Regions from separate parts of the Homo sapiens genome. Here all the other regions are linked to region 1. A link is a contact called in ENCODE Hi-C or POLR2A ChIA-PET data. All regions are on one chromosome and are shown on one strand. Each heading gives the region's core, a stretch centred on a gene start or an enhancer-like site at or near the end of the contact. The rest is flanking DNA. Distances are from core to core; before and after follow the strand shown.

Region 1 (7,389 bases), core at 3,240-5,739:
GGTGGGTGGGTGGGGGCCTCAGTGGACAGAGAAGCCCCTGGCAGAGATAGCTGGTAGAGTTCGGGCCTCTCCCTGCAAATGGGGTCTTCAACCTTTGGCTCCAAGGGACTGAGTCATTCAAGGCTCCGTTCTGAGGAGGAGGTAACAGTAGCCATGACAACATGCGTTTGAGTGCTTACTGTATACTGTGTGCTGTGCTAGGCCCTCCCTGAATCCTCACCAGACCCTGCACAGTGAGTGCTATGGTCCTTCTCACAGATGAGTAAACTGGGGCTCAGAGAGGCAAAGGTACTCACCCGAGGTCACACAGCCTGCAAGCGGCGGGCTGAGAGTACGATCCAGGCCCAACCCACGCCAGAGCCTGGCACCTAATCAGGAGCCACTGCCCATCACCAGGGCGCCTCAAGTTTCTCATCAAGGGGGTTCAGCAGTCCAGCCCAGTCCCAGTTTAGTCCAGAGCAGCCCTAAGGCTCAGAAGGGACAGGGGATGGACGAGCTTACAGGAATTAGATAAGTGAGAAGGATTAGTGGGGGTGGGGCCAACCTTAAGAGAGGAGACTGCCCCCAGAACCGAGGTGGCCACTTCCACGCTTACGGGAAGAGATGTCCAGGGTTACTGTCCTTGTCAAAGGAGATCAATGGATCCTCTGCCCTGCTTAAACCTTCCCTATCCACCTAAGGCTCCAGGACACAGCCACTCACGGCTGCCCCTTTCCCCATCAGGCACGAGGGCCCACACACATCACTGGCTGCTCCAGGGCCACTCCGGCCACCCAGAACAGTCTTCTCACTCCTGTCTGGCACATTCCTATTTGTCCTCTTCATGACTCATGTGCCACCTCTCCTCTAGGGCTTTTTGACCCTCAGGCTGGGTCAGGAACCTCATCTACTAGTTTGCCCTTGCTCCATCTACATCCCAAGAAGGTCCCTGGGGCGGCCAGGGGCAGCTTCACCGCCTCCCTCCAAGCAAGCCCAGAAGGGCAGGTGACAAGGAGCGAGTTTCAAGCTACACCTTCTTTCCCCTAGTGCTGGAGAAAGGAGTCCTGGGGGTGAGGGGACCAGACAGACCACAAGGCCGGGCGGAAGTTGTTAATCTACTCAACGCTGACCTGTAGGTCATAGGAAGAGAGGATTCAAATCTGCCTTTTGGTGTGGACAAAGCATCTTGGTGGGGCCAGACTCCCCCTCCATGGCTGATAGCCTCTGATGCCTGCAGGGACCCCTGTCCAATAAGTAGGAGTGTCCCCCAAACCCCATGGGAGGAGGTGGTAAGACACAAGGACTCTGGAGCCAGGAGGGCAATTCAGGACCGAACCTCTGCAGCTGCCTGGCTGATCACCTGTAGCCCATCACTTCCTCTGTTTAAGCCTCAGTTTCATTAGCTATAAAATGGGCCACAGCGTATGAGCCACTCCAAGGAGTAACTGAGATCATGTAAAACGCCTGGCATATAGGGAGATGCTGAGAAAGCTGGCACTCCCTCCTGCTCATCGTCTGGCACGCTGAGTGCCAAGCCCAGGGAGATGAGGGAAGGGAACAGAAGGAATTGCCCAATTCTGACAGCCTTTCCCTCTGCCTTGGCTGTGGAAGTGTAAATACTCGGCAGAGGGCCTCCAACTGCCTGTGTTTGTGAATCTCTGGCGCGCACTCCGAGTTTGTTTCTAAACTGGGAAGCTTCGAGAGGCAGCGCAAACAGCCCTTCTGCCCACCTCTCCCGGCTCTCCCCCAATCTGCTGTTGCTCCTCTGTCCTTGGAAGCTTGTGTGTTTAACGACACCATTTCAGCTGGAAATACCATCTCCCTGCCAAGCCCCCAAAAGCAGCTCCACCGATATTTATTGACCTGTTAATCTAGCTAGAGAGCTTGGTAGAAGAGCAGGGAAAATGCTCGCTGCATAGACTGGGGCCTGGCTTCTCCTAATGACCCGAACACACACTTTCTCTGCTCTTACCCCGCCCCACGCTGCTGAGGCAATGACAGTTTTCGAACCTTTTCCTAGAAATGTGATCACAGCAGTTTCACCAGCACCCGACACTGGCAATAATTGCTGGAAGGGACCTAGACGAATCCCAGAGCCAGCAGCAGGATGCTTGCTGGGGGTTCTCTGGGCCTTTGCAGGGAAGCGTGCCAGTACTGGGGTGTGTGTTGGTTGGGGGTGCCCTGACAGAGACACAGTTTATTCAGACCTTGGCACTGATGGGCCTCACTTGCCCGCCATTCACTTAAGCAGCCTCACAATATGCTCGTTGAAATCCTCTTAAACACCAGAAGGAGCAGGGGGCAATCAGGAGTTCCAGGTTGGCCAAGGCCCCTGACCTTGGGGTAGAACAGCATGGGGAGCCCCTGGACTAGGGGTGCAGCAGGCAGCAGCTCCTCTGCACCTTCCTTGGCTGGGGGAGGGGCACCCACATTTTCCCCAGCAGAAGTAGCCTATTGGAGGGCCGGAGGCCCACATCTCTCTGGGGACCCTGGGAACTTCAGCCTGCCAGCTGGGTACATGGTGGGGTTCAGGGAGGTCTCTTCTATAGCATCTCTTTTCAAAACAGAAAGTTGCTCTGTCTGGGAGGCCTGAGCCCCGAGGCACAGGCCAGGCTACATGGGCAAAGCTCTGAACACCTGTCCTTGCGGGGAGGAGCATCAACAGGGACAGCTGGCACTGCCTCCCTCCCCCACCTTATGGGGCGCTAAGGATTTAGGTCAGAGGACTGCAATGGTAGGGGTGGGGGGAGTCCGCCTTCACCCCTCCACTACCCAAAGGCATCCAGCCCCGCCCCTTGTTACCACGACCCCGCCCCCTCCGGCCTTGGGTCAAGGCAAGTGGTGTTGCCACGGCAACCCCAGTGACATCAGAGGCTAAGGTTTGACGTCATGTCGTGCCCCCACTGGGGAACCTACCGTCCCTGCGAGTTATTTGTGGGAACGTGGTTTGAACGAGGGCTCTAAGGTCTAGCCCCATGGGGCACAATTCTCAAACGTGGCCACCTGCGTTTCTGGAACCCCAAATCCCCCTCTGAGGTGATTTCCCTTGAAGATCTCAGAGGCTGCTCGGGAGACCCTCAACGTTTTCCCATCCTGGGTGCCCCCCACCCCCCAGCCCTTCCAAGACACTGGAGTTCCCGGGGAATTTTCGGATGACACAGCCAATACCTTTGTTAGCTTTACGGGTGGGGTGACCTTTCCTCTCTGGCAACCAACCCGCCCAGGGTCCCGCGGAATCCGAATGGGCCCCCCAACCTCCACTCCCATCGGCTGGCCCATCTGAACAAGTTGTGTTTGGAGGGAGGAAAGGGGCGGACAAGGGTTATCTCTGCTTCAGGACCCCCAACAGCCTAGGACCCCTTCTGTCCAATCCTGGCTGCCCGGACGCCAGGGGGTGCCCCCAGCTCCAGCGCAGAACCCCGCCCCGCACAACTCACCGGATCAGCCAGGCCGTCGAAGGGCACCAGGTCTCAGCTACCACGACGCTCCGCTCGACGGGTCGCAGCCATGCAGGAGTGGCAGAGGCTGCCTGACGAAGCCCTCCTTGGGGGTCGATGCCTCTCTCCGGGTGGGAAGGGGCGCTGTCGGTGAGGGCTATCCTGGCGCCGGCCTGCGCCGTCCGAAGTCGGGGGGGAGGGGAGGTCTCCGTTCAGCAGGGGTCACGCCCGCCCCGGACGGGGGCCGCGCGGGCGCTCAGGCGACGCATCTTCGCCGGGGCCCGTGATCGCCACGTCCGGCGGGCGGCGCTGCGCCTCCCCTCGGGGCCCCGCTCAAGGCTGCAGCTCGGCCCGCGCCGCTCCCAGGGCGCCCTCTCCGCCCGCGCTGGGAGCCCGGCGGCCGCGGCCCCTTTCGCCAGCCCCAGCTGCAGCCTGTCTTTGTTGCTTCCTCTCGCTCGCCCGCCCGCCCGCGGCTTGCAGCCCCCGGGTTCGCCCCGAGGTGGAGGGATTGTCTCCTTCGGGGGTTGCACGCACCCGCAGCGGCCCCGGCTCCTCGCCGGACATACACCGGCCCCTGCAGGTTGCAAAGAACAGCGGCGAGAATGCACCGGCCCCTCCTCCTCCTGCTCTGAGCCCCGGGTGTGGGGGGAGGGGAAGCCGGCGAACAGCGGCGGCGGCAGCGGCGGCGGCGGCGGCAGCGGGCGACGCAAGCTCGGATGCAGCCTCGGGGGCCTCGGCGCTGAGAAACAGCCGATCCCAGTGGCGCAGGACGGACACGAGGACGGCCCGGGGGACTGTGCACCGGGTGTGCGAGCTCGCAAGCCGCAGCAGGGGCCGCGCGCGCTGGGCTCTCACGCGCCCATGGCCCCGGGCGGCGCGCGGGGGCTCCCGGGGCCGCAGCCTCGCGCCGTCTGGCGCGCGCCGGCGCCTCGCCTGGTCTCAGGCCCGGGTGCCGCGCGCCGCGCCCCACAGGCGCCGGGCCCGGCTGTCCGCCTCCCCCGGCCGGCGCGCGCAGCCTCTCCGCGGAGCAGCCGGCCAGGCAGTCCTGCCCGCTGCTCCGCTCTGGCCCGACTGACAGGCGCGAGCGCCGGCAGCAGCCCCCGCGTCTCGTCCCCCGCCCGCCCCCCGCGGCCCAGCCCAATCAGCGGCGGCTGAGAGGCGGTTACCAGGGTGACGCGGCACCGCGTCCTGCGAGGGGCGGAGCCGGGGGCCGCCACGCGCGCTTTTCGCGGCAAAATTCAAAGGCCGGCAGGGCGGCTCTCCAACCTCCTCCCCCAAGCAGGGACGAGGCGGAACTTGCCTCGCGAGGACTGCAACTCCCGGCATGCTGCGCGCCGGCGCCGGGTGGAGGGGCCCCGACTGGGGGCGCAGGGCGTGCTGGTTTTTGTAGTCCCACTAGGGGTGGCAAAACCAGTGTCATTTACTGATCACATATTTGGGACAAGGCACTGTATAAGTGCATTATCGGCATTATTTCATTTAATCTTGGCAAAAACCAACCTCATGAGGAATTTGTTAAAAATAACAACTATAGCTAACACTTATGTAGCAAAGTATTTTATCTAATCCTCACAACACCGTGTGAGTGGGTATTACTATCACCCCCATTTTACAGATGAGAAAACTGATACGGTAGGTACTATTATTATACTTCCAACTTACAGAGGAAACTGAGGTAAGGAGATGTGAAGTGACATGGTCCTGGATGTTTTTGTCCTAAGGCTTATTTTTGGCAGCGATGTGTTTTTGGCATCACAGTTGTGATCTGTGGAGCGCTAACTATATAACCCAGCACAGCGCTGAGCAATTTGCAAGCTACACCTTCTAGACGTACCCCACGCCCACAGGAGACAGGCACTAGCCTACTCCCCCACTTAATAGATAGGGAAACTGAGGCATAGTTTCACATCAACCTGGGGTTCAAATATGAATCTATCAAACTATACTGTGCTTTCCCTTTTACTTTTAAAGAAGCTTCCTGGGTTCTCACAGCCCATGGGCGGCCCGTCTAGCAGTCTCATTTACAGATGGGGAAATTGAGTCCTGGGTGGGGCAGTTCCCTCAGTTGCTGTGTGTCCATCACACAGCACTGTAGGAAGCCAGCTTTCCGGGATAATAACAAAGATCCCCACAGAAATGCAGAGCAGCAGTCAGACCCCCCACCCCTCAGGCTATGCCCGTGTGATACCTGGAGTCCCACCGAAACTGGGTGGGATTGCAGCCCTGCCCTTGCTGGTTGTTGGTCTTGGCCATTTACCTTCACGGGTCTGCGCCTCAGTTTCTTGTCTGTGAAATGGGGGGCATCATAATTCCTACCTTACAGCGTAGATTTGAGGGCAAAATGAATTCTTGCATGTAAAGGACTCAAAACACACATTAAGTGCTCAATAAATGCCCTCTGTACTCACCCGGGCTGGAGGGCTTTGGAGACCCTGGGGAGCGTATCCAGCGGACGGGCTGATTATAGACGGGCCCTAGCCTACTTCCAGGAGCCAACCCACCCCGCCGGGAGAGGCGCCCGCGGCGGACCTCCAGGGCCGGCCCAAGTGGGTCACCCGCCGCCTTATCTAGGACAGGAGCTGGCCCTGTTTCAGGCCTCTAAGCGGCTGCTCGGCGCGCTGTTCCCAGCAGCTCCGCTCTATTTCTCCGCGGCCGCCCCCATCTCCTCCCCTTCCCTCCCCAGGCTGAAGGTGGGGGTGGGGATTTACCTGGAAATGTGTTATGCCTCCAGCTGCTTCCCGCTCGGGCCAGCAGCCAGGGCTGCGGGGACGTCAGGGAGGGCGGCCGGGGCGACTGGATGGGTGGACCCAGCGTGTGGACAGGTGGGGAGACCAGACTTCAGCTGAGGACAGGGCGAGGGACAGTAACAAGCAAACCCTGGGAAATGAGAGAGATCGCGAAGAGGAGAAGAAGGCAGCAGTTCGCACCACAGCCTGTCAAAAGTTTGGGATTTTTTTCATTGTAGGTCACCATGACTTCACACCTACTGTGTGTCAGGCATGGGCTCACTGCTATTTATCTCACATAACTCCTTTTACCCTCGCAGAAACCCTATAAGGTATATACGATCACTATGCACATCCTACAGCAGAGGAAGGCCACATGACTTACCCAAGGTCACACAAATGACAGAACCAAAGTCCAGAGCCCTGACGTTGATTTATTGCACCTTGTGGCAGCCACTGTCTGACCGTGTGCAACCTTGAGGGGAGTTTCTTCTCTTCTCTGGACCTCAGTTTCCCCTGCCATGAAATGGAGGGTAGGACCCAAACCCCAGCCCTACCAATCAGACTCTCCTTGGTGGGACAGCAGTTTCCAAAGCTCCTATGTGGTTCCTGATACAGCCAGGGCTGACAACCCCAGGTCGAGAAGATCTCAAAAGACCCCTCCATCTCTGAAGTTCTATGAGTCCACGATGTGCTCATGGTGGAATTTCCGACAGCAGCAGGCTCCAAGGCAGCTGTCCAGCAGGAGAGGTCAGAGCCTTCCAGATGCCTGTCGCTCCCCTCCAGGCAGGTGAATGCCCCGTAAGATGCTCTGCCCCACTCCCCACACTCCCAGTGCCCCCCTACCCCATATGCCCATCTCCCTGAGATCAGACCCTCGTGCCTTTGCTCTTGGTCGACTCCAATAACTGCATTATGTGATTGGAGACAGTGTCAAGATGGATTTGCCACGGTCCATAAAACCACCAGGCAGGCCAGCCCCGGAACACTGGCTCTGGCCAGGGGTCCGACAGGCCCTGAGGGGGCAGGGGGCAGAGGGCATCTCATCTCTCACTGTTCTTGTTTGCCTCCCACACACCAACCTTGCTGAAATACCTACAAATCCTTGCACGTGCCTCTCTCACCTCCAGGTCATTGCTTATGCTGTTCCTTCTACCTAGAATGCCCTCCCTCCAGGTAGCTAACTCTTGCTCCTCCTTCAGAGTTCAGCCAAAGTGCTGCCTCCTCCAGGAAGCCTTCCCTGACTA
Region 2 (7,389 bases), core at 2,870-5,369, 2.0 Mb before region 1:
GGACAAGGGATACTCAACCTCTATAAGCACCTAGAGAAAGGACTCTTAAGTGGTAAATCTTGAATATAATGTGTTTCTCATCTATAGTCAGCCCTCTGTATTTGTGAGTTCCACATCTGCAGATTCAGCCAACTACAATAGAAAATATTCGAAGTAAGGCCGGGTGCAGTGGCTCACGCCTGTAATCCCAGCACTCTGGGAGGCCGAGGCGGGCGGATCACAAAGTCAGGAGATTGAGACCATCCTGGCTAACACGGTGAAACCCCATCTCTACTAAAAATACAAAAAATTAGCCGGGCGTGGTGGTGGGCACCTGTAGTCCCAGCTACTCAAGAGGCTGAGGCAGGAGAATGGTGTGAACTGGGGAGGCGGAGCTTGCAGTGAGCCGAGATGGTGCCACTGGACTCCAGCCTGGGCAACAGAGTGAGACTCCATCTCAAAAAAAAAAAAAGAAGAAAATATTTGAAGTAAAACAAAACAAAACAAACACACACAGTAAGGGCACAGTAACTGACGCCTGTAATCCCAGAACTTTGGGATGCTAATGTAGGCGGATCACCTGAGGTCGAGAGTTCGAGACCAACCTGGTCAACATTGTGAAGCCCCGTCTCTACTAAAAACACAGAAAAAAAATTAGCCAGGCGTGGTGGCGCACACCTGTAATCCCAGATACTCGGGAGGCTGGGACATGAGAATCACTTGAACCAGGGAAGTGGAGGTTGCAGTGAACCAAGATTGCACCACTGCACTCCACATTCCAGCCGGGGTTATAGAGTGAGACTCCATCTCAAAAACAAACAAAAACCAACAAAAATAACAACACAACAATAAAAAATGCAAACAAAAAATACAGGTTAACAACTATTTATTTACACAGTACTTACACTGTTTTAGGTATACATACATATATATGCATGTATATATATTTATATATTTTGATATGGATATGATTTGATATATATATTAAATATATATATTTTTTGATATGGAGTCTCCCTCTGTCACCAGGCTGGAATGCGGTGGCATGATCAGAGCTCACTGCAACCTCCACCTCCTGGGTTCAAGCGATTCTCCTGCCTCAGCCTCCCGAGTAGCTGGGATTACAGGTGCGTGCCACCACGCCTGGCTAATTTTTGTGTTTTTACTGGAGACAGGATTTCACCATGTTGGCCAGAATGGTCTCGATCTCTTGACCTCATTATCCACCCACCTTGGCCTCCCTAAGTGCTGGGATTACAGGCGTGAGCCATCGTGCCCAGCCAGTATTATAAGCAATCTAGGGATTACTTAACTCATATCTTGCTTGCCCTGAGAATACTGTGCTGGCAGCGAGCTGCACTTTTTTTGCTTTCTTTTTTTTGTTTTGTTTTGAGACGGAGTCTTGCTCTGTCGCCCAGGCTGGAGTGCAATGGTGTGATCTCGGCTCACTGCAACCGCCTCCCAGGTTCAAGCTATTCTCTTGCCTCAGCCTCCCGAGTAGCTGAGACTACAGGCGCTCGCCACCACATCCAGCTAATTTTTTGTATTTTTATAGTGGAGACGGGTGTTAACCATGTTGGCCAGGCTGGTCTCGAACTCCTGACCTCAAGTGATCCACCGGCCTCGGCCTCCCAAAGTGCTGGGATTGCAGGCGTGAGCCACCACACCAAGTCAAGTACTTTTTTTTTCTAAATGGGAAATGGGTTAAAGCATATAGGAGGGTGTACATAGGTTATAAACAAATGCTACACCATTGTATATCAGGAACTTGAGCATCCACAGATTTTGGCATCTGCAGGGGGTCCTGCACCCATCTGCTGAGGATACCACCATGCAACGACAGTAATTGGAAATTTGCTGAATTTGGGGGCAATATTTGAAACTAAAAATGTCAAGGTTCATTTGCATTTTCAGTTTTACTTAACGTTCCTATGCCAAGGCCAATGTTTATGATAGAAAGAGAAATTTACTTACACACTTGTATATTTTGTGTGAGGGCTTAGTAGAGACGAAAAATGCCTTTGGGGGGGCCGGGCGCGGTGGCTCACGCCTGTCATCCCAGCACTTTGGGAGGCCGAAGTGGGCGGATCACAAGGTCAGGAGTTCGAGACAAGTCTGACCAACATGGTGAAACCCTATCTCTAAAAAAAAATACAAAAATCAGCTGGGTGCAGTGCTGTGTGCCTGTAGTCCCAGCTACTTGGGAGACTGAGGCAGGAAGCTTGAACCCAGGAAGCCGAGGTTGCAGTGAGCCGAGATGGCACCACTGCACTCCAGCCTGGGCGACAGAGTGAGACTCCGTCTCAAAATACAAAAAAAAAAAAAGGTTTGTTTGGTAAAGAGATAAAGAATGTTCGTTCTGGATTCAGATTGCCTGAATTTCAGTTCCAGCTCTGCCACTACTACCTGTGAAATCCTGAGCCAGTTACTCTTCCTCCAAGCCTCAGGTTACTCCTCTGTAGAACAGGGACATAGTACCAGTTTCATAAAGTTGTTGTGACCATTGCATGACACAAGGTATATGAAACACTCAAATTAGTACCTGGCACATGTTGAAATGTTATCTACTATAGTAATATACTAAAAAAGTTCACAAGAGGTCTCATAGGTTTTATGCATACAGTATGTGTGTATGGTTTATGCACTTTCACATAACCCTGTGATTCTTCAACAGGGTTATGTTTTCTAACCCCAAGGAGACATCTGGAAAGGTCCAGAGACATTATTGGTTGTCACCACCTGGGGAGAGGTGCTACTGACATCTAGTGGGTCAGGCCAGGGATGTTTCTAAACACTCTACAATGCTCAGGACACCCCGCCCCCTTGCCAAAAACAAAAAAGAATAATCAGGACCCAAAATGTTAATAGTGCAGAGTTGAGAAACCCTGATTTAAACAGGGCATATGGAAACGTATTTCATAGGATGTAGTCACAAGATCTATATACGCATGTATCTTGTGGTCATGTCATAGTCCAGATACACACACATCTAGAACGCACTATGTCCACACACACACACATCTAGAATGTACTATGTACTTACATATGTATCATTATACAATGTACCTAGAGTAGCATCCTGTCATGTATGTGTCCCATATGCATTGATTGTGTCAGTATCTACATACAAAAGCCACTCTGACATACTGGAAAGAATGCTGAGCCTCAGAAAAGCTAATGTTATCTCCATATACATAATTCCATTTCATCCTCACAACTGCATGAGGACATGATATCATGCCAACTTTATGCAATGACTATACTAGTTCAAGACTGCACAACTGCTGATGTAGGTCAACCTCATAGTACGGACAGGAACTGTGTTTATCTTATACGCCAACGTATCTCAAGCATCCCAAGGGTGTCTAGACTCTCAGTAAACATTTGTGAAGTGACAGGGTGGGGAGGAGGACCCCGGTCTAACTGCAGCACTATGCTCGTAACCAGCAGATCACCATCTTTTCTCTCTTTTTTTTGAGACGGAGTTTCGCTCTTGTTGCCCAGGCGGGAGTGCACTAGCACTATCTCGACTCACTGCAACCTCCGCCTCCCGGGTTCAAGCGATTCTCCTGTCTCAGCCTCCCAAGTAGCTTGGACTACAGACGCGCGCCACCAAGCCCGGCTAATTTTTTGTATGTTCAGTAGAGACGAGGTTTCACCATGTTGGCCAGGTTGGTCTCGAACTGCTGACCTGAGGTGATTCGCCCGCCTAAGCCTCTGGGCTGGGATTACAGGCGTGAGCCACCGCGCCCAGCCAGATCGCTATCTGAACAGCGATCGACTCTCCACTCTCTACGGCCCCTTAGAAGGAACTTCACCTCTCTGAGCCTCGTTGTACCTATCTGTAAAGTGGGACAGAAACAAAACCATCCAGACTAGGGTTAGAGACAGGAGTCAAACACAACAAAAGGGGCAAAGTTCTGCATAGCAGATAGCTCGGACAATTCGGAGACCTCGCGGAGCCAGGGATCCCGCGCCGTCAGCCGAGGTGGATTAGGACGAGGCCTCTGGAGCAAGCAGAGGTTAACTCGCGACTGTGCGAAAACCTGCAGCTCAGCCTAAGTGTGGCACCCCAGCGCAAGCAATCTCCACGACGTCCTTCCGCTCCGACCTCCTCAAAATTGCGTCCGGAAGAGCAGTGGGTGACCCCTGCCACGCCGCCCAATCGCTGTGCGCGGTCCTGCGCGCATGCGTAAACCGCAGGTCAGCGACGGCGGCCGGGAGGCGGAAGTGGAGGTTGTTGTGGCTCCGAGGGCTGTTCGAGGAGCTGCTGCTGCTGAGGCGGCGGCAACTGCATTGAGGTGGTGGCGGCGCTGCCGGCCCCGGGCCGCTCGGCCTCTCGGCTCGCCTTCCAGCCTCGCCTGAGCCCGCCGGGGCCCGCGCCGGCCAGCGCCTGCCCTATGAGTGTGTCACTGGTTGTTATCCGATTGGAGCTCGCGGAACACTCGCCTGTCCCCGCCGGCTTCGGCTTCAGCGCCGCGGGTGAGTCCCGCGGCCTCGCCGCATTCCCTGTAGCCGGGTCTGGGCCCGGAGGGCTTCCCTTCCCAAAGCACTGGCCCGGGAAAAGCCCGCGGCGAGGGCTGTTGCCCAGGAAGACACGGAGAGGTAATCGGGATCCCTCTCTTTCCCATCCGCCTTTGAGAGGCCTTCCCGTTTGTTATCTCAGGGAAGCCCTGCCCCGAACCTCCCTCCCTGTGCCGTCTGAGGGCATTTAGTTTATACCTGGCGCGTCTCCCTCTCGAGATAGTCGAGTGGTGTGTTTGTCTCACTTGCTTCCCTATGGGCTTCGTAAAGGCAGGGACTGGGTCCCCAGCAACGCTGGACGGTCCCTGGGTTAATTAAATTGTTCCCTTTTGGAACGATATCCATTGAAGTGCCCCCTAACCATAGTCATAACTAAAATTTGGACACTTCCTATATCCCAGCACTGTACTAAGCACCTTTTGTGTATTGTATTCTTTAATTATCTTTGCAACAGCCCTAAGAGGCAGATGGATGTGACATGTACCTCTTACACATTGGGAAACTGAAGCTTAGTGATTAATTGATTTGCCCAAGGTTATCTGTAATGGGTGAAACTGGGATTCTAACTCAGTGAGCTGGACTTGAGTCTGAGCTTTTTACACCATTAACACAAGTGAGGAAGCTCCTTAGTGGGGAATGCAGCTCTGGCTCTGTTCCTTGGTCCTCAGATAATTAACTAACATTCATTCAAGAAATACTTGGCCGGGCGCGGTGGCTCACGCCTGTAATCCTCACACTTTGGGAGGCCGAGGCGGGCGGGTCACCTGAGGTTGAGAGTTCAAGACCAGCCTGGCCAACATGGTGAAACCCTGTCTGTACTAAAAATACAAAAATTAGCTGGGCGTGGTGACAGGTGCCTGTAATCCCAGCTACTGGGGAGGCTGAGGCAGGAGAATCGCTTGAACCCGGGAGGTGGAGGTTGCGGTGAGCCAAGATTGTGGCACTGCACTCCAGCCTGGGCGACAAGAGATAAAGTCCATTTCAAAAAAAAAAACAAAAAAAAAACTTATGCTCATATCTGCTGGAGCCTTCCTTGTGTGCTGAATCAGACAGCGTCTCTGTTTTAATGGCACCAGCAGTATCATGGAGGAAACAGATGAATTAAATAAGTGCAGAATATGTGTAGAATTACAACTGTGGTAAGTGCTGTGAAGGAAAGGAGAAACAATTTGGGAAAGTATTACAAGAAGATGTGTTTGGTTTGGAGAGAGGGATGGGGGCAGGTAGGGATGGTGTCATTGGGAACTTCCTGAGGACGTGACCTTTGAAGCTGCAAATTAAAGATTGAATATGACTTTATAGCTTATGAGCACCTTTCCAAAGGCTAAAAGTGGCTTCTGAGTTCTGAGAGTCAGCTAAATTGATATTAGCCGCATATAGACATCTGCATGGGTCAGTCATGTAGTCATTTATTCATCAAACATTTAGAGGGCTTCCTCTGTGTGCTCGGCACTGTGGTATAAGGGCTGGGAATACAGTGGTGGGCAAAACAGGCCTTGTCCCTGCCCTGACAGAGCATGTATTAGGGATATTTCAGTTAAGTCTCCAAATTCCGTTTCCCTTTTCATGTGTTTCATTGATTTAAGACAGTAATCACAGATGTTCATGGCTTGGTTCATGGCATGAGCATAAGCCAGGATGTTTAAGACTACCCCTACAAGTTTTTGAAATTTTGTTTTTTTAATGGACTTGATAGCTTCATTTTGGGCTGAACACAATTTCATTTTATCAGGTGTTACTAAAATGTTAGCTCATCTGGGCATGATCACTGTTGCATCTTCTCTAAGGCTCCCTCTTTGGCGATTTGCTTTAAAGTGCATGATTTTGGGCCAGGCGCAGTGGCTCAAACCTGTAATTCCAGCGCTTTGGGAGGTCAAGGCGGGTGGATCACTTTGAGGCCAGGAGTTCGAGACCAGCCTGTCCAACATGGTGAAGCCCCATCTCTACTGAAAGTACAAAAATTAGCTGGGCGTGGTGGCACGTGCCTGTAATCCCAGCTACTCGGGAGGCTGGGGCAGGAGAATCACTTGAACCTGGGAGGTGGAGGTTGCAGTGAGCCAAGATCACACCACTGCACTCCAGCCTGGGTGACAGAGTGAGACTCTGTCTCAAAAAATAAAAATAAAGTGCATGATTTCAGTAGAACAGCCCTGCATTTCTGAGTATATTGTCCTGGCTGCTTATTGACTCTTTGCTGTGTACTGCAGTGGTCCCAGAGTTGAGTGAGATGGATACTACAAAGGCTTCTTATCATCTTGGCGGAAGGCAGGAGAAAGAAAAGGAAAACCTAATGATAGAGGAATAGAGAACAGAGAGGAGCTTGTTTTATTACCTTGTATTAATCATTCATGTGTTCTTTAGCCGGGGAAATGTCTGATGAGGAGATAAAAAAGACGACACTAGCCTCAGCTGTAGCCTGTTTAGAAGGCAAGTCACCAGGAGAGAAAGTAGCGATTATCCATCAGCATCTCGGCCGTCGAGAAATGACAGATGTGATCATTGAGACCATGAAGTCCAACCCAGGTATGCTTTCTAAAACCCTGGACTCTCTTTTGTAATGTGAACACTGGTTGCCTATTTTATACACGGTGTTTGATGAGCCTACAATTTCAACATCTAGCATACTTTTGTCTTTCACTACGTGTGTGCTTTATATGACACTGTTAAGCCACATGTTAGTGTTTCCAAATATTTCTTCCAAATTAATCCTAACAGTTGGAGTTGACAATTCAGTTCAGTGACGGGGGGGACTTTTTTTTTTGAGGCAGGGTCTCTGTTGCCCAGGCTAGAGTGCAGTGGTGCAATGTCGGGTCATTACAACCTCAGCCTCCTGGGCTGAAGCAGTCTTCCTGCCTCAGCCTCCCAAGTAGCTGGGATTACAGATGC
Region 3 (7,389 bases), core at 3,548-6,047, 1.9 Mb before region 1:
ACTGTGGAACTGTACTCCAGCCTGGTTGGCAGAGTAAGACCCTGTCTCGAAAAAAAAAAAAAAAAGTATTGTTTTAAAATTCAGGTGGGGAGGATTTCACAGTGTCTGAACACCAGGAGGCAAGAATCATTTGGGACCGCCATAGAGGCTGCCTGACACACCACTTCTTTTAAGGTGCATTACTCTAATATATATATATATATATATTATTTTTTTGAGATGGAGTGTCACTCTGTCACCAGGCTGGAGTGCAGTGGCATGATCTTGACTCACTGCAACCTCTGCCTGCCAGGTTCAAGCGATTCTCCTGCCTCAGCCTCCCGAGTAGTTAGGACTACAGGCGCACACCACCATGCCCAGCTAATTTTTGTATTTTCTTTTTTTTGAGACAGAGTCTCGCTCTGTTGCCCAGGCTGGAGTGCAGTGGCGCCATCTCACCTCACTGCAAGCTCCGCCTCCCGAGTTCATGCCATTCTCCTGCCTCAGCCTCCCAAGTAGCTGGGACTACAGGCGCCCGCCACCACACCCACCTATTTTTTTGTATTTTTAGTAGAGACGGGGTTTCACTGTGTTAGCCAGGATGGCCTTGATCTCCTGACCTCGTGATCTGCCCGCCTTGGCCTCCCAAAGTGCTGGGATTACAGGTGTGAGCCACCATGCCTGGCTAATTTTTGTATTTTTAATAGAGACAGGGTTTCACCATGTTGGCAAGGATGGTCTCGATCTCTTGACCTCAGGTGATCAGCCCACCTCAGTCTCCCAAAGTGCTGGGATTACAGGCATGAGCCACCGTGCCCAGCCTACTCTGATATTTTCATATAAAGCTTAAGCCTTCTGAAGTCCAGAGAAAAGGTAGTTTCCATAAATAAATAAATAAAATAAAAATAACTAAATAAACTTACCACATCACCCAACAATTTCGTTTGTAGGAACCAACCCAAGATAAATGAAAACATATATCCACATGAAGATATATGTTCACAAATGTTCATAGCAGCATTATTATTTTTCTTTCTTCTTCTTTGTGTGTGTGTGTGTGTGTTTTAGCAACTCTATTAACTGAACGAGACAGGGTCTTGGTCTGTTGCCCAGGCTAGAGTGCAGTGGCGCATTCGTAGCTCACAGCAACCTCGATCTCCTGGGCTCAAGCGGTCCTTCTGCTTCAGCCTCCCTAGTAGCTGGGACTATAGGTGCGTGTCACCATGACCAGCTAATTTTTTTTTTTTTTTTTTTTTGGAGACAGAGTATTGCTGTGTCACCCAGGCTTCAGTGCAATGGTGCAATCTCGGCTCACTGTAACCTCCGCCTCCTGGGTTCAAGCAATTCTCCTGCCTCAGCCTCCCAAGTAGCTGAGATTACAGGTGCCCGCCACCACGCCTGGCTAATTTTTTGTATTTTTAGTAGAGACGGGATTTCACCATGTAGGCCAGGCTGGTCTCGAACTCCTGATCTCAGGTGATCCACCCACCTCGGCCTCCCAAAGTGCTGGGATTATAGGCATGAGCCACCACGCCCAGCCAACCAGCTAATTTTTTATTTTTAAAGTTTTTCATAGAGACAGGGTCTCTCTATGTTGCCCAGGCTGGTTTCAAACTCCGGGGTATTCAAGTGATCCTCCCATCTCGGTATCCTAAAGTGTTGGGATTACAGGAGTGAGCCACCAATCTCAGCCCCAGCAGCATTTTCATAATACTCAAAAAGTTGACACAATCTAAACATCCACAATTGGAAAGTAGACACAAAATGTGGTATGTCCATACATGGAATATGACATAGCAATAATAAGGAATGAAATACTGCTACATGCCACAACCTTAGATAAACCTCAAAAACATTATGACAAATGAAAGAAGGCAGACACAAAAGGCTGCATGCTGTAAGATTCTACTTATGTGAAAAATCTGGACAAATCCATAGAGAGAAAATGTAGATGAGTGGTTGCCTGGGGCTAAGGATGGGAACCAAACTGCCCACCATCGTGAAGGATCTTTTTGGGGTAATGGAAATGTTCTGAAATTAGTGGCAATGGTTGTGCAAATTTACTGTGTAAATTTACTGAGAATCATTAAATTGTACACAAAATAGGTGAATTTCATAGTATGTAAATTATATCTTGATAAAACTATTAAGTTTTTATTCAATGGTAGTGAGTTAAAACAAACTTTCTCAGCTATGTCAGCTTCAGGCCTTCTTTTTTTTTAATTTTGAAAAATTTTTTATGGAGAGGAGGGTCTCACTATGTTGCCCAGGCTGGTCTCCTACTCCTTGGTTCAAAGGATCTGCCTGCCTTGGCCTTCCAAAGTGCTGGGATTATAGGTGTAGGCCACTGTATCCAGCCTAGGCCTTCTTATTCAACTTCCATCGACCTGAAACTTACTATTTTTTTTTTGAGACGGAGTCTCGCTCTGTCGCCCAGGCTGGAGTGCAGTGGTGTGATCTCCGCTCACTGCAAGCACCGCCTCCCAGGTTCACACCATTCTCCTGCCTCAGCCTCCCAAGTAGCTGGGACTACAGGTGCGCATCACCACACCCAGCTAATTTTTGTATTTTTAGTAGAGATGGGCTCTACTAAAAATTGGCCAGGCTGGTCTCGAACTCCTGACCTCAGGTGATCCACCGGCCACTGCCTCCCAAAGTGCTGGGATTACAGGCGTGAGCCACCACACTGGCCAAAACTTGTTCTTAAGATTGTATTCTGGGACCTTGATTCCAATCAGAGAAAAGTGATTGTATTTTTTTATTTTTATTTTTTTTAGATAAAGTTTCGCTCTTGTTGCCCAGGCTGGAGTGCAGTGGTGCCCTCTTTGGTCACTGTAACCTCCGCCTCCTGGGTTCAAGCGATTCTCCTGCCTCAGCATCCTGCGTAGCTGAGATCACAGATGCCCACCACCACGCCCAGCTAATTTTTTCGTATTTTTAGTAGCGATGGGGTTTCACCATGTTGGCCACGCTGGTCTTGAACTCCTGACCTCAGGTGATCCATCCGCCTCGGCCTCCCAGAGTGCTGGGATTACAGGTGTGAGCCACCGCGCCAGGCCAAGTGTTTGTATTTCTATTAAAGAAAGAATATAACGGGACACCATTGACGACCTGCTCCATTGCAGGCCTCCTTGCTGTTCCTCAGACTCCCCCCTCAGAGCCTTTGCCCTCGCTGTGCCCTCCACCTGGAGCGTTTCTCCCCAGGATCCTCATGCCCATGCTCATTTGGGTCCCTGCCCCATGTCACCCTCTCCAGGAGCTTCCCCTCACAGCAGCCCTGGCCTGTACCACAGCCGGGTACAGGTATTTTTTTGTTTCAACTGGTTTTTTAGTTCCAGTTTCCTTTAGGTTACTTTATTTATTTATTTATTTATTTATTTTTTGAGACGGAGTCTCGCTCTGTCGCCCAGGCTGGAGTGCATGATCTCGGCTGACTGCAACCTCCACCTCCCGGATTCAAGCAATTCTCCTGTATCAGCCTCCCGAGTAGCTGGGATTACAGGCGCCCACCACCACACCCGGCTAATTTTTATATTTTTGGTAGAGACGGGGTTTCACCATGTTGGCTAGGCTAGGTTAATTTTTAAAGGGTTTTGCAATGGTCCCTTGATCTACTTTTTACCTTAGATGGGAAATAAAACTGATTTCCTACATTGGCAGAATACAATGATCATTTTTGCCTGGACTATCTAGGAGGTTAATTTCAGTTGGACTACTGAAAACTGCTGGTTCAATCATTCTCCACGTTTATCTAAGTCTTTACCTTTATCTGGACAGTTCTAGGACATTGAGGGGAATTTTGGTGTTTCTTCCCCTATTATTTCCTGAAGTCATTTCACTTTAAAAAACAATAGATTCACTGCTCAAAAAAAAAAAAAAAAGTTACCTACTTTCTACTTGCTTCCAGTTTAACTGCAACACATTTTAAAAAGAGTCTACTGTGCTGGCTGGGTAAGTTAAATTAAAACTTCTAAAGGGTCCAAGGTCTAAAGTTCGCACATTGTTTTGAGGTCGGCTCTGTCTCTACCGAGGGAGATCCCATTATCCGTAGTTCTACCAGTCCCAATCCCATATATTTCCTTTAGAATCTCATGAATGAGGAAAAAGAAGTTCAAGTGAGGGAACATAGGTTCAAATGAAGGTCAGATACCTAAAAGAGTTTTCTGGTGACTGTGCGCGGCTGGGGTGGAAAAAGTGGGGAAAAGGTACCCAGATGTGGGTGGCCCCGGAGGGTTGCTCCACTCCAGCCCCGGCAGGGCAGGACAGCGCGGCCTGCCTGGTAGATGCCCCGAGCCACTGGAGCGCCTACTGTGTGGCGGGCGGGGGACGGCAGGAAAACGGCAGGATGCTGTGTCCCCTGAATCTGGCAGGGTTCTAGGTGCTTTACACGTAGCAAGACACATTCTCCGCCCCAAGGCACTCGCAGTCAGTCCATTTTCTGGGTTGCATCAGGTGGGGGCAAACTAGGTCCCCGCAGAAGTGAAGATGCTGAAGGAATACAGTAGGAGAAGAAATGCTTCTCTCCTGTCCTCCACACCAGGCAGGCCCCAGAGGCTGAGACCGACACGCCCTCCCCGAAGGGCAGACCCGCCTTGAGGAAGGCGGATCCGGGTAGGGACCGCCGCCTGGCCCTCACCCGACCCCCGAGAAAGCAACCCAGCGCGCCGCCCGCTCCTCACGTGTCCCTCCCGGCCCCGGGGCCACCTCACGTTCTGCTTCCGTCTGACCCCTCCGACTTCCGGTAAAGAGTCCCTATCCGCACCTCCGCTCCCACCCGGCGCCTCGGCGCGCCCGCCCTCCGATGCGCTCAGCGGCCGCAGCTCCTCGGAGTCCCGCGGTGGCCACCGAGTCTCGCCGCTTCGCCGCAGCCAGGTGGCCCGGGTGGCGCTCGCTCCAGCGGCCGGCGCGGCGGAGCGGGCGGGGCGGCGGTGGCGCGGCCCCGGGACCGTATCCCTCCGCCGCCCCTCCCCCGCCCGGCCCCGGCCCCCCTCCCTCCCGGCAGAGCTCGCCTCCCTCCGCCTCAGACTGTTTTGGTAGCAACGGCAACGGCGGCGGCGCGTTTCGGCCCGGCTCCCGGCGGCTCCTTGGTCTCGGCGGGCCTCCCCGCCCCTTCGTCGTCCTCCTTCTCCCCCTCGCCAGCCCGGGCGCCCCTCCGGCCGCGCCAACCCGCGCCTCCCCGCTCGGCGCCCGCGCGTCCCCGCCGCGTTCCGGCGTCTCCTTGGCGCGCCCGGCTCCCGGCTGTCCCCGCCCGGCGTGCGAGCCGGTGTATGGGCCCCTCACCATGTCGCTGAAGCCCCAGCAGCAGCAGCAGCAGCAGCAGCAGCAGCAGCAGCAGCAACAGCAGCAGCAGCAGCAGCAGCAGCAGCCGCCGCCCGCGGCTGCCAATGTCCGCAAGCCCGGCGGCAGCGGCCTTCTAGCGTCGCCCGCCGCCGCGCCTTCGCCGTCCTCGTCCTCGGTCTCCTCGTCCTCGGCCACGGCTCCCTCCTCGGTGGTCGCGGCGACCTCCGGCGGCGGGAGGCCCGGCCTGGGCAGGTGGGTGTCGGCACCCCAGCCCCCTCCGCTCCGGGCCCGGCGTCCCCTCCCCCGCGGCCCGCGCCGCCGTCCCCGCCCCGTGACCCGCCGGGCTACCCGGGGTGGGCTGGGGGCCGGCAGCGCGGGGGAGACTCGCTCGGGCCTGAGCCCCGAGGCTCGGCCGGTGGGCGCAGCCGGGGTCCTCTGGGATTGTCAGGCCTGTCCAGCCTCCCGCAGCATCCCCGCCCCCTCCCCCGGCGGTCAAGATGGAGGGAGCGGGCGGCCTCCCCTCCCCACGCGTGTTGGGAGGGGTTCTCGGGTAGCGGCGATGGTCAGCCCCGGCTCCCCCTTCCGCACGATCCTCCGCCCGCAGCGTGGGGATGCTCGGGCAGCTCCTCCACTCCCGGTTTAGGTGTGAACGTTGGAGGGGTCTGGAGGCTGTGGTGGCGTTTTCCGGAACATGTCCCCCTCCATGGGGGACATCTCTGGAGGGGAGAAGTTAGGGCCGCGTCCCCCGTGCCGGTTAAAGGGGTAGGCACCGGGCTCCTCCGGAATCATCAGGGTCTGTCGGGGCTCTCTCCCCGCCCCCTCCGAGTCCTGGGAAAGATCGGAGGACGGGGTGGAGACAAGTGGGCCTTGGCCCCCGCACCCCTCTGCGTTCGTGTCCGAGGCGGCGGCGGGGGCTCCCGAACTCCCCTGAAATCGTGGGGCTCCATGTGGCCTCCGGCAGCGTTCCACCCTCCCCCACCTGGGGAAGGGAAGGGGTGGGGAGTGCCCGGCCCCGTCCCGGCCTTCCTCCTTCCCCCGCCAGACCTCTCCGGCGCGCGGGTGGTGGCCGATCCGCATTGCTGTTCGAGGCCGCAGTGGAGAAGGCGCCTGTGGAACATCGGTGGGTGAGGGCTGGACCCAGGCTGGACCCTGGAGATCCGGGGTGGCGGTGCTGGTGGCAGGGGGCGGGCACCCTGCGCACTTATCCCAACCCCCGCCCCAATTTCGGAAATGCTAGGAGAGAGAGATTGCAGCAGGGGACGTGGTCGGGTTCCTGAAGGCAGAAAGGCGGGTGTTTACTAGCGTCTTTTTCCCTCCTAAGCCGGGGTTGTAGTAGGGGCTGGGGGCTCAGTGTTGTCCCGGCTAACTGGGTTTGACTCGAGGGTGTGTTTGTGCAGGAGGGCCTGTTGGGGGTGGCGGGCGGTTGTCAGTTCGTATTTCACGAACTAAGAAAATGCTTAGTGTTCAAAGGGAGAAGGAAACGTCAATAGACTCCATTCCATTGTGGCCGGTGTCCTTAACTTCGGGAGTGCCGCCAGAGCTTACCAAGGGCACGCAAGTCCATTTCCCTTGTGCCTCAAGTCCATCCGTGTTGTAGGCACTACTGTGCCTTCTTTAGGCCTAGGCCGCCGGCTTGACGGCGGGTGACCGGCGTCCTCCTTAAATAGGCATCTTGGGCTTTGGAAGGTGGAATAAGAGGATTTTTCATTCACCCGAGTTTTCTTTTTGAAAACACATTTTCAGCAACCCATTTCCAAAGAATTTTTATTTACAGCAGAAATTCCCCATCAAGAGGAATCAGCTGGTTTTTAAGGAATTCTGCTGCCTTCAAAGGGGGCGGAAACAGTCGGTTATTTGACTTTACACGCCCCGCCCCCCCTTCCCCTTCTCTGAGTCTGAAGCATCCCAAACACTACTTAGCCAAACTAGTTCAGATGAAGTGATCGTTTCCCCAAGTAGGGTAACTTCAGTTTCCCTTTTTCGTTGGCATCTAGCGAAAAATGAAAAAATTTAAAATACAACTTTTATAGAAAAGGATGTATTCTGTTTTTACTTTCTTAGGTATTAGGAAGAGATTTGGCAGATAATTCAACATGTTCAAATATATAAACATTAAAACTAAGGTTATTA
Region 4 (7,389 bases), core at 2,297-4,796, 1.2 Mb after region 1:
CCGAGAGGGTGAGGGTGTTGCCCTCGATGGCCACTGTGTGGTAGATGTGATGGTAGTAGGTCTCCTCCATGACCCTGCGCAGAGCTGAGTTCCCCTTGGGGATGGACATGACCTTCTTCACTTTGCTGTCGATGATGCTGAAATACCTCTGGTCGATCTCTTCCACAAGAGGCAGTGTCCGATCGCGGTTGACCAGTGCTTTCTCATGGTAGGGTGAGATGGTCAATGCTCTGGTGTACAAGTAGTCCGCCTGGATGATGTCCTTGTCTTCTTCCGAGAAGATGCCAAACTCGGTGAGCGCGTCCACGAAGTCCGGGTCCATCTTGAGGGCGTGCATGAAGAGCTTTTGGGCTTTTTCCCGCTTGCCCTGGCGCTTCATCTCCAGGGCCTGGTTCAGGGCAGCTCTGGCTTCCAACTTACCCGCTGGAAGAGAGCCAAAGAAGCGCTGTGAGGGAGGGAGGCTAGGGGGCAGAGGACATTCGGGGGGCTGTCCCCTGTGCTGGTCTCCGCAGGAAACCATGATGACCAGCCTGTGTCCCTGGCCTTGAGGAGCTTGTTGCAGCCGCATCGTGTGTACTCAACATGCCCGGTACCACTCTGTTGCCCCAGCCGTGTGGTGGTATGCAGTCACTATCCGTGTGTCCCCAGAGCCACTCTCTTGTATTCTGGGAGGCACCTCCTTGGCTTCCTAGCCTCCTGCTTTCTGGACATAGAAAGTTCTAGGCATTTACTTCGCCTGGGCCCTCTCTGCTGGGCCTTTCCTGTGGGCCACAGCTCCCAGTGTAGGCCGTCTCCTACATCTCCAGCTCATCTTGTGCTGGTGACACAGGTTCCTGCCCCGGGAGGCCCAAAGGCGTTAACAACTCCCCACTCTTCCTAGACCCTGGGGGCGTCAACCATCCCGGGACTGTTCTTTAACTCTTTTAACCCAGTGGTTTGATTGTGCGCCCCAGGGGACATTTGGTGACGTCTGGAGACCTGGTTAGTTGTCATAACTGAGGAGGTGGAGGGAGTGCTACAGGCATCTCATGGGGAGAGGCCAGGGATGCCACCACCATCTAACAATGCACTTTCAGTCCCCACCACAGAGAACTGGTGGAGGTGGGGAGCCTGCTCTAGCCCTAGCCCTCCTGTCCTGGCCCCTCTTGGCCACCTGAGGATCAGCCCCACACATTCAACTTCCTTTAGTTCCTCGAATGCCCCCAGGCTCTCTTACGACAGTTATGTCAGTTATGACAACTAACCTCTGGTCTCTGCCTGGAGTCCTTTTCCTTGGATGCCCTTCACCCTGGATGACTCCTACTTAACAACTGGGTCCCAGCTCAGGTGTCACTTCCTCCAGGGAGCCTTCCTGGTATGCTCCTACAGCCCTTTATGCTTCCCCATCACCACACTTGTGACACTGTCTCAGTCACATCACCTTGTCTATACTAGGAGCTCAGGGCTGACTTGTTCACAATACCCCGATGCCCCACATACAGGACATGACACATTCTATGTCTGTCTATCCAGTTAACAAGCATTGAGGAAGACGGCCAGTCTGTCTTACCTGGAGAGGCCTTGGTCTTGGCCACCAGCAGCGTCGCGCCCCTGGAGGTGATGCTGAGCTCCGTGGACGGGCTGGTGCACTTGGTGGCGGCATGCTGCGCCCTGTCCGGTTTGCTCCTGAGCAGGTAGAGGCCTTTGAGCACAGCCAAGCACTGCTCCTCCACAGCCCCCAGCGGCAGCAGCAGGGCCAGCAGGGACCCCAGCACCATGCTCAGCAGCGTCACCCAGAGGAAGCGGCTCCAGACCGAGACCCATTTCGGTTCAGTCACCGCCATCACTGAAGCCATTGGTATGAGCATCATCTGGACTCAGGAGAGGGCCCTTTGCGCATGTCCACAGGCGGCTGAGAGAGAGCAGGATCTGCAAGGAGCCAAGAGTCGCAGGAGAAACAGACACGTTCAGGACATAGTGTGACTTCAGCTGGGAAGATGGGTTTGGAGACTTCTGCTCTTTTAGCTCACTAGAGAGATGGGGTGGGGGCAAGTCAAGGACTGGATCTCACTAGAGGAGGGGCCAGCCTAGAAGGACTGGTGCCACCTCCTGGGCAGTATGAATGTGAAAACACTGCTGTGGTCCAACAATTAATGAGCACTTGCCATAATCCAGGCCGTGTGCTAAGCACCAAATGCCTCACATGGGTCACCTCCTGCAATCTTCAACGACTTGAGCTGATGTTTTCACCCTTCTCCAGGTGAGGGAACTGAGGTTCAGAGAGGTGAAGTCCCTTGCCGAAAGTCTCGCCGGGAGCAAGTGACAGCCTTAGGACTTGAACTCAGGAACCCCACGGCTCTAAAGTGTCCCCCCTTCCCATATATCCCTGTGGCTTCTGACCACAAACACTGGATTTGTGGACATATGTCAAACATTTGGGACATAAATGACTGACAGACACCCAGGCAGATCAGCCACAGCAGTTCTGACGCCCAATCTTTGATAAGCACAATTGTTGGGTGGCCTCATTTATTGCCCTCACCCTGATATTCAGCCACAGCTCCCACAGTGCCCTTCCCCTCTCTGGCCTTCCATTTCTGGCCTGTCCAGAAGGGACCCCATCAAGAAGATGAGCAGTTCGAGCATCTCGAAAGGAACTCAGGCTGTGGGCCACAGTGCTTGGCCTCAGTGACAACATGGCTTGTATGTGCTTGGGGCTGGCAGTGGGAGTGGAGGTGGGGCCAGGCATGCAAACACTATGCTAACAATAAGCACTTATTAAGCAACTATGGTGTCCTAGGTGCTGAGCAGTGTACTGGCCACGCATTGCCTCGTTTCACCCTCATGCCACCCTATGAAGGAAGAGCTACCGCTAGCTCCATTTTACAGACAAGGGAAACCAAGACACAGAGAGCATAAGTTAAATTCCAGAAGGCCCACAGGAGGTAAACAGAGGCATCCGGAAGGAAACCCCAGGGCCTCTGAACCCGGTCCCCAGGTCTCGATTTCTACCTTATTACTAAGCAGGGCCTGTGCACCTGCTCTGGGCTGGTCCTGACCCGGGAATGACTGATGGATCACGGGGTTCTGAGTCTCATGGGGATCCTGGCCCATTGCCACAGAACATGTGAAATGGCTTGGGGTGCGCTTTAATAGGGGTGCGCCTGGAGTGCTGCGCGGGTCCAGGGGTCTGGGCGGGCTTCCCGAGGGGACAGGCTCCTGGGCGGGGCGGTACAGGAAAGGGGGCAGTTCGCCGGTGCCAGGGGTGTGTGCAGGGAAGGAGTGCGTTCTGGGAGGCGCGAATCTCTCCCCCACACTTCCCTAGAAAGGGAGAACTGAGGCCCGGAGAGGGGAGGGGACCGGTCTGAGTCCCCTCCAAGACTGCAGAGCCTCCCTTCCCGAACCCCGCCCAGGGCTCGCGGCCCCGTCGCACCCTTCCCGGCTTCATCCTCTCGAGCCCCTAGGGCTTTTCCCCTTCTCACCGCGCGCAGCTGTCAGAACCCCAACCGCCTTCCCCGCGCTCCCAGCTCCGGGCCGCCGGCTCCCGGGTCCTCCTTCTCCGCCGGCCTCTGGCCCCGCCCCCGGCGACTTGCCATTGAACCGCCCGCAGCCCTCGTCGCGGCGGATTGGCTTTCCCCACTTGTCCTTCCCTCGCATTTCCGGGTTCCCGCGTCCGCGTCGGCTTCCCCGGGAAAGACGCGCCGTGGGCCACTCCCATTGGTTGTTGCTTGCGTTTGTCTCGTTCACGTAGCAGCCAATAAGCAGCGGGAGGGGCGGGGCCTAGGCCACAGGCAGGAGGAGCAGGTGCTGGAAACCCGATGGGCGTGCGGATTTGGGGCACACTAGGTGGCGGGCCCGGAAACTGGAAGTTCCACGGCGGTCTTTTCCTCGGGTCTCTTCGTCCCGGAGCCGCTGTCGTGTGCCTCATTTTTCCCGGTTGTGAAATGAAGATGCTGATGCTTTTCACCCCTTCACCCGGTTAGCCTGCTTGACTGCGCAGCCCCTGTTCTTAGCCTCCACCCCATGCTGCTGAGTTTGCCGCCTTCTTCTTCTTTACTCTTTTCCTCTCTGTGTCTTTTCCTCCCTGACTTAAACAACTTTTTTTTTTCTTATAAAATACAGGGTCTCGTTGTGTCGCCCAGGCTGGAGTGCGGTGGAGCAATTGCAGCTCACTGCAGCCTCCACCTCCTGGGCTCAAGCAATCCTCCCATCTCAGCCTCCCGAGTAGCTGGGACTACAGGTGCATGCCACCATGCCCGGCGAATTTTCTTTTCTTTTCTTTTCTTTCTTTCTTTCTTTTTTTTTCTCTCTCTCTGTCTTGCTTTCTTTCTTTTTTTTTGAGACGGAATCGCACTCTGTTGCCCAGGCTGGAGGGAAGTGGCACGATCTTGGCCCACTGCAACCTCCGCCTCCCAGGTTGAAGCGATTCTCCTGCCTCAGCCTCCCGAGTAGCTGGGATTACAGGCGCGCATCACCACGCCCGCCTAATTTGTGTATTTTTAGTAGAGATGGGGTTTCACCACGTTGGCCAGGCTGGTCTCGAACTCCTGACCTCAGAAGATTCGCCTGCCTCGGCCTCCCAAAGTGCTGGGATTACAGGCGTGAGCCATCGCGCCCGACCTATTTCTGATTTTTTATTTTCTTTAGAGACCGGGTCTCACTATGTCGCCCGGGCTGGTCTCGAACTCTTGACCTTAAGCTCTCCCTCCATCTCGGCTTCCCAAAGCGCTAAGATTACAGGCGCAAGCCACCCCCTCGGTTCTCCCTGACTTTTTAATTTGTATCCTCTCCAGAAGGACCTGGCTAGTTCTTTTGGCTTCCCAGAGAGAAATTTTTTCCTTGAAGCAGAGAATGGAAACCTCCATCTTAATCCACAAATACTGAAATTAAACATCTAGGGAGGTGCCCCAGAAACGCTAAGCATTTAGAAGTTAGCAGTTCAGATTCTGGGGAGTCAAAGAGACCTGAGCTCAAATTCAGACTTTGCCATTTACTCTCCGTGTCACCTTGGGCACGTTACTCCTAGCCTCACTTTCCCCACTTGTAAAATGGGGACAAACAGCCTACCTTGCTTTTGGCATCCAGTTCAGGATTTGCAGAAGGCTTGATGCTTCAAGATCTGACCTCCTCTGTGACGTGTATTGCTCTTGGAGGCAGGGCTAGGTGGTGGTTGTGGGGTGTCACTGTTGGGAGTCACACAGACCTGGGTTCAAATCCCAGTTCTGCCCCTTGCAAACTGAATCACATTCAGCAAGTGACTTGATCTTGTTGATCATCTGTCTAGGCTTTTCTGTAAACTGTGCACAGTGTGATGATATTACCACTTCACAAGGTTTTATGTGAGGGTGAAATGAGATTCTATACATCTGGCACAGAGCAAACTATCTATCTATCTATCTATCTATCTATCTATCTATCTATCTATCACCTATCTATCTTTTTTGAAATAGGATCTCACTCTGTTGCCCAGGCTGGAGTGCAGTGGCATGATCTTGGCTCACTGCAACCTCCATGTCCTGGGTTTAAGTGATCCTCCCATCTCAGCTTCCCTAGTAGCTGGGACTACAGGCACACACAGGCTAATTGTTTTTTTGTTTGTTTGTTTGTTTTTGAGACAGAGTCTTGCTCTGTCACCCAGGCTGGAGTGCAGTGGTGTGATCTTGGCTCACTGCAATCTCTACCTTCTGGGTTCAAGCGATTCTCCTGCGTCAGCCTCCTGAGTAGCTGGGATTACAGGCATGTGCCACTGCACCCGGCTAATTTTTTTGTATTTTTAATAGACACGGGGTTTCATTCTGTTGGCCAGGCTGGTCTTCAACTCCTGACCTCAAGTGGTCCACCTGCCTTGGCCTCCCAAAGTGCTGGGATTACAGGCTTGAGCCACCGCGCCTGGCCAGAAGATCCATAGTTTTTAAGGAACAAAATCAGGGTGGTGATTATTTTGGTGGCTTCTCGTTTTTAATCTTTTCAACCAAGGTCATAAACATTTTTCTCTTGGAGTCCTCTGAATTGCACTTCCTGATGGCCCAAGTAGTAATGTCATTGTAAAAACCTTCCCCAGAGGAGGGCCTGGTAGGCAGCCAGCTTATGGGTGACAGTATGTTAGAAAACAGTGAAGCTCTGGGGTCAGACAGATGTGCGTTGAAATGCAAGGCCCACCGCTTGCTGGCTGGGTGACCTTGAACAAGTCACTTATCCTCACTGAGCTGGGTATTAAGGGACTAGTGGACCCCTGTCCACACCCAGGTATAAAGCAATGTAGTCCTCTGCTTCTAAAGGCACCCTCCTCTCTTTGTTAAGTCTTTAATTAGCTTAGGCTACGAGTAGTAAATCCAGAGGCTATGCAGGAACTGCTAATGAGCAAAGCTTCCTGGCCATGAGACAATAGGTAGAGGTGGGGAGTATGGCAGATTTGAGAGCACATGCCTTGTCTAAAGTGGGCAGCAGCTTCTCAGCTCGAACCCGTATTTATTAGCTGGGATGCAGTCTAAAAGTGGATAGAGTTTTCAATTTTTCAAAATAAATGTGAGGCCTAGATTTTTTAAGCAGTATCTCCAGATTTTAAGGCAGTTGGCATGGCTGCCGGCTGGCTTTCCAGGGCCGCCAGATTGTAACCCCTTTGTAGCCGGTAGTGGAAGATGGCAGGGGAACGCAGGAAGAAAAGACTCAAAGGACTATTACAGCAAAATGAGCCCATTACTGTGTCTGGCCACCAGGGGGCAGTAATTCACCTGACATCACTTCCCTCCTTCAATCTCCTTGTCAGGAGTTTACACTCAAAAAATTTTAACTCTCGACTTTGTCTGCATTCAGCTGTGTTGAATGCACAAAATATGGTCCCTGAAGCGATATTGAAAAGTTGGCTTTCTCCATCTTAAGCATTCTGTACTAGGTGAAAATTGCCTCCCCGTGGCCCACGGAGGAGTTTTCTAAACGCTTACCTTGACACATGACAAAGAACCCAGAAAGTGGCTGCATGGGAAATATGTCCATTATGCAAAACAAAACAAGACAAAAAACCCTTCTGCATGTTTAAGGAACAGCAGTCAAGCGCTTCTTGCTGGCAGAGTCGGATTCTATTGCTTAGGAAAAACAAAACTCCCCGGCTTGAGGCTACATGGCATTGAGTTGGCTGCAGAATGACTCAACTTCATTAAAAAGAAAATACACCACACCTGTTCTTGCTTCTTCATTTCTCTCATCTTTCCCCACCCCTGATTTTTTTTTCTCTGTCTAACTTAATGCTGTGGCTGAAAAAGAGAGCCCAGCAGCCCTTCTCCCTGCTACTGATTAATCCTCCTTTTAAAACATACCTGGTGGGGGCCAGGCGCGGTGGCTCACACCTGTAATCCCAGCACTTTGGGAGGCCGAGGCGGGCAGATCACGACGTCAGGCGATCGAGATCATCCA

What was found. Hi-C counts contacts between places; a loop is a spot of excess contacts on that map. ChIA-PET counts read pairs that join two places held with the same protein, here RNA polymerase II (POLR2A). Pooled maps may share reads with other maps.
Region 2: a map of CD4-positive, alpha-beta T cell shows a loop between it and region 1 (13-fold over the local background). The contact joins the promoter of ACAD10 here to the promoter of FAM222A in region 1. A Hi-C loop is called at or near these places in 2 of 168 maps with a recorded cell type or tissue (CD4-positive, alpha-beta T cell and CD8-positive, alpha-beta T cell) and 6 of 50 pooled maps.
Region 3: a loop to region 1 is called in a map of CD8-positive, alpha-beta T cell, with 22 times the contacts of the local background. The contact joins the promoter of ATXN2-AS here to the promoter of FAM222A in region 1. A Hi-C loop is called at or near these places in 1 of 168 maps with a recorded cell type or tissue (CD8-positive, alpha-beta T cell), 1 of 37 single-sample maps with no recorded cell type and 4 of 50 pooled maps. POLR2A ChIA-PET finds 5 or more read pairs at or near these places in 1 of 52 experiments (T-cell).
Region 4: a map of CD8-positive, alpha-beta T cell shows a loop between it and region 1 (5-fold over the local background). The contact joins the promoter of FICD here to the promoter of FAM222A in region 1. A Hi-C loop is called at or near these places in 2 of 168 maps with a recorded cell type or tissue (CD8-positive, alpha-beta T cell and naive thymus-derived CD4-positive, alpha-beta T cell), 1 of 37 single-sample maps with no recorded cell type and 12 of 50 pooled maps.

What each region holds. Positions count from the first base shown.
Region 1 is chr12:109,710,925-109,718,313 of GRCh38, reverse strand. FAM222A (family with sequence similarity 222 member A) reads right to left here and starts at 4,489. Exons shown (of 3, transcript NM_032829.3): 1 at 3,417-4,489. RefSeq lists silencers at 4,349-4,398, 4,429-4,758 and an enhancer at 5,464-6,027.
Region 2 is chr12:111,682,783-111,690,171 of GRCh38, reverse strand. ACAD10 (acyl-CoA dehydrogenase family member 10) reads right to left here and starts at 4,119. Exons shown (of 21, transcript NM_025247.6): 1 at 3,933-4,119. It overlaps BRAP (BRCA1 associated protein), which reads left to right and starts at 4,216. Exons shown (of 12, transcript NM_006768.5): 1 at 4,216-4,461; 2 at 6,865-7,026. The coding sequence starts at 4,380. RefSeq lists a silencer at 4,344-4,443 and enhancers at 3,788-4,489, 4,490-5,191, 5,192-5,893.
Region 3 is chr12:111,596,906-111,604,294 of GRCh38, reverse strand. It overlaps ATXN2-AS (ATXN2 antisense RNA), which reads right to left and starts at 4,797. Exons shown (of 2, transcript NR_146497.1): 1 at 4,742-4,797; 2 at 4,040-4,467. ATXN2 (ataxin 2) reads left to right here and starts at 4,980. Exons shown (of 25, transcript NM_001372574.1): 1 at 4,980-5,511. The coding sequence starts at 5,261. RefSeq lists an enhancer at 4,246-4,475 and silencers at 4,936-5,245, 5,306-5,475, 5,566-5,615, 6,206-6,335.
Region 4 is chr12:108,511,434-108,518,822 of GRCh38, reverse strand. It overlaps FICD (FIC domain protein adenylyltransferase), which reads right to left and starts at 3,546. Exons shown (of 3, transcript NM_007076.3): 1 at 3,462-3,546; 2 at 1,550-1,908; 3 at 1-423. The coding sequence starts at 1,850. RefSeq lists enhancers at 1,111-1,611, 1,824-1,923, 1,612-2,112, 4,015-4,074 and a silencer at 5,571-5,756.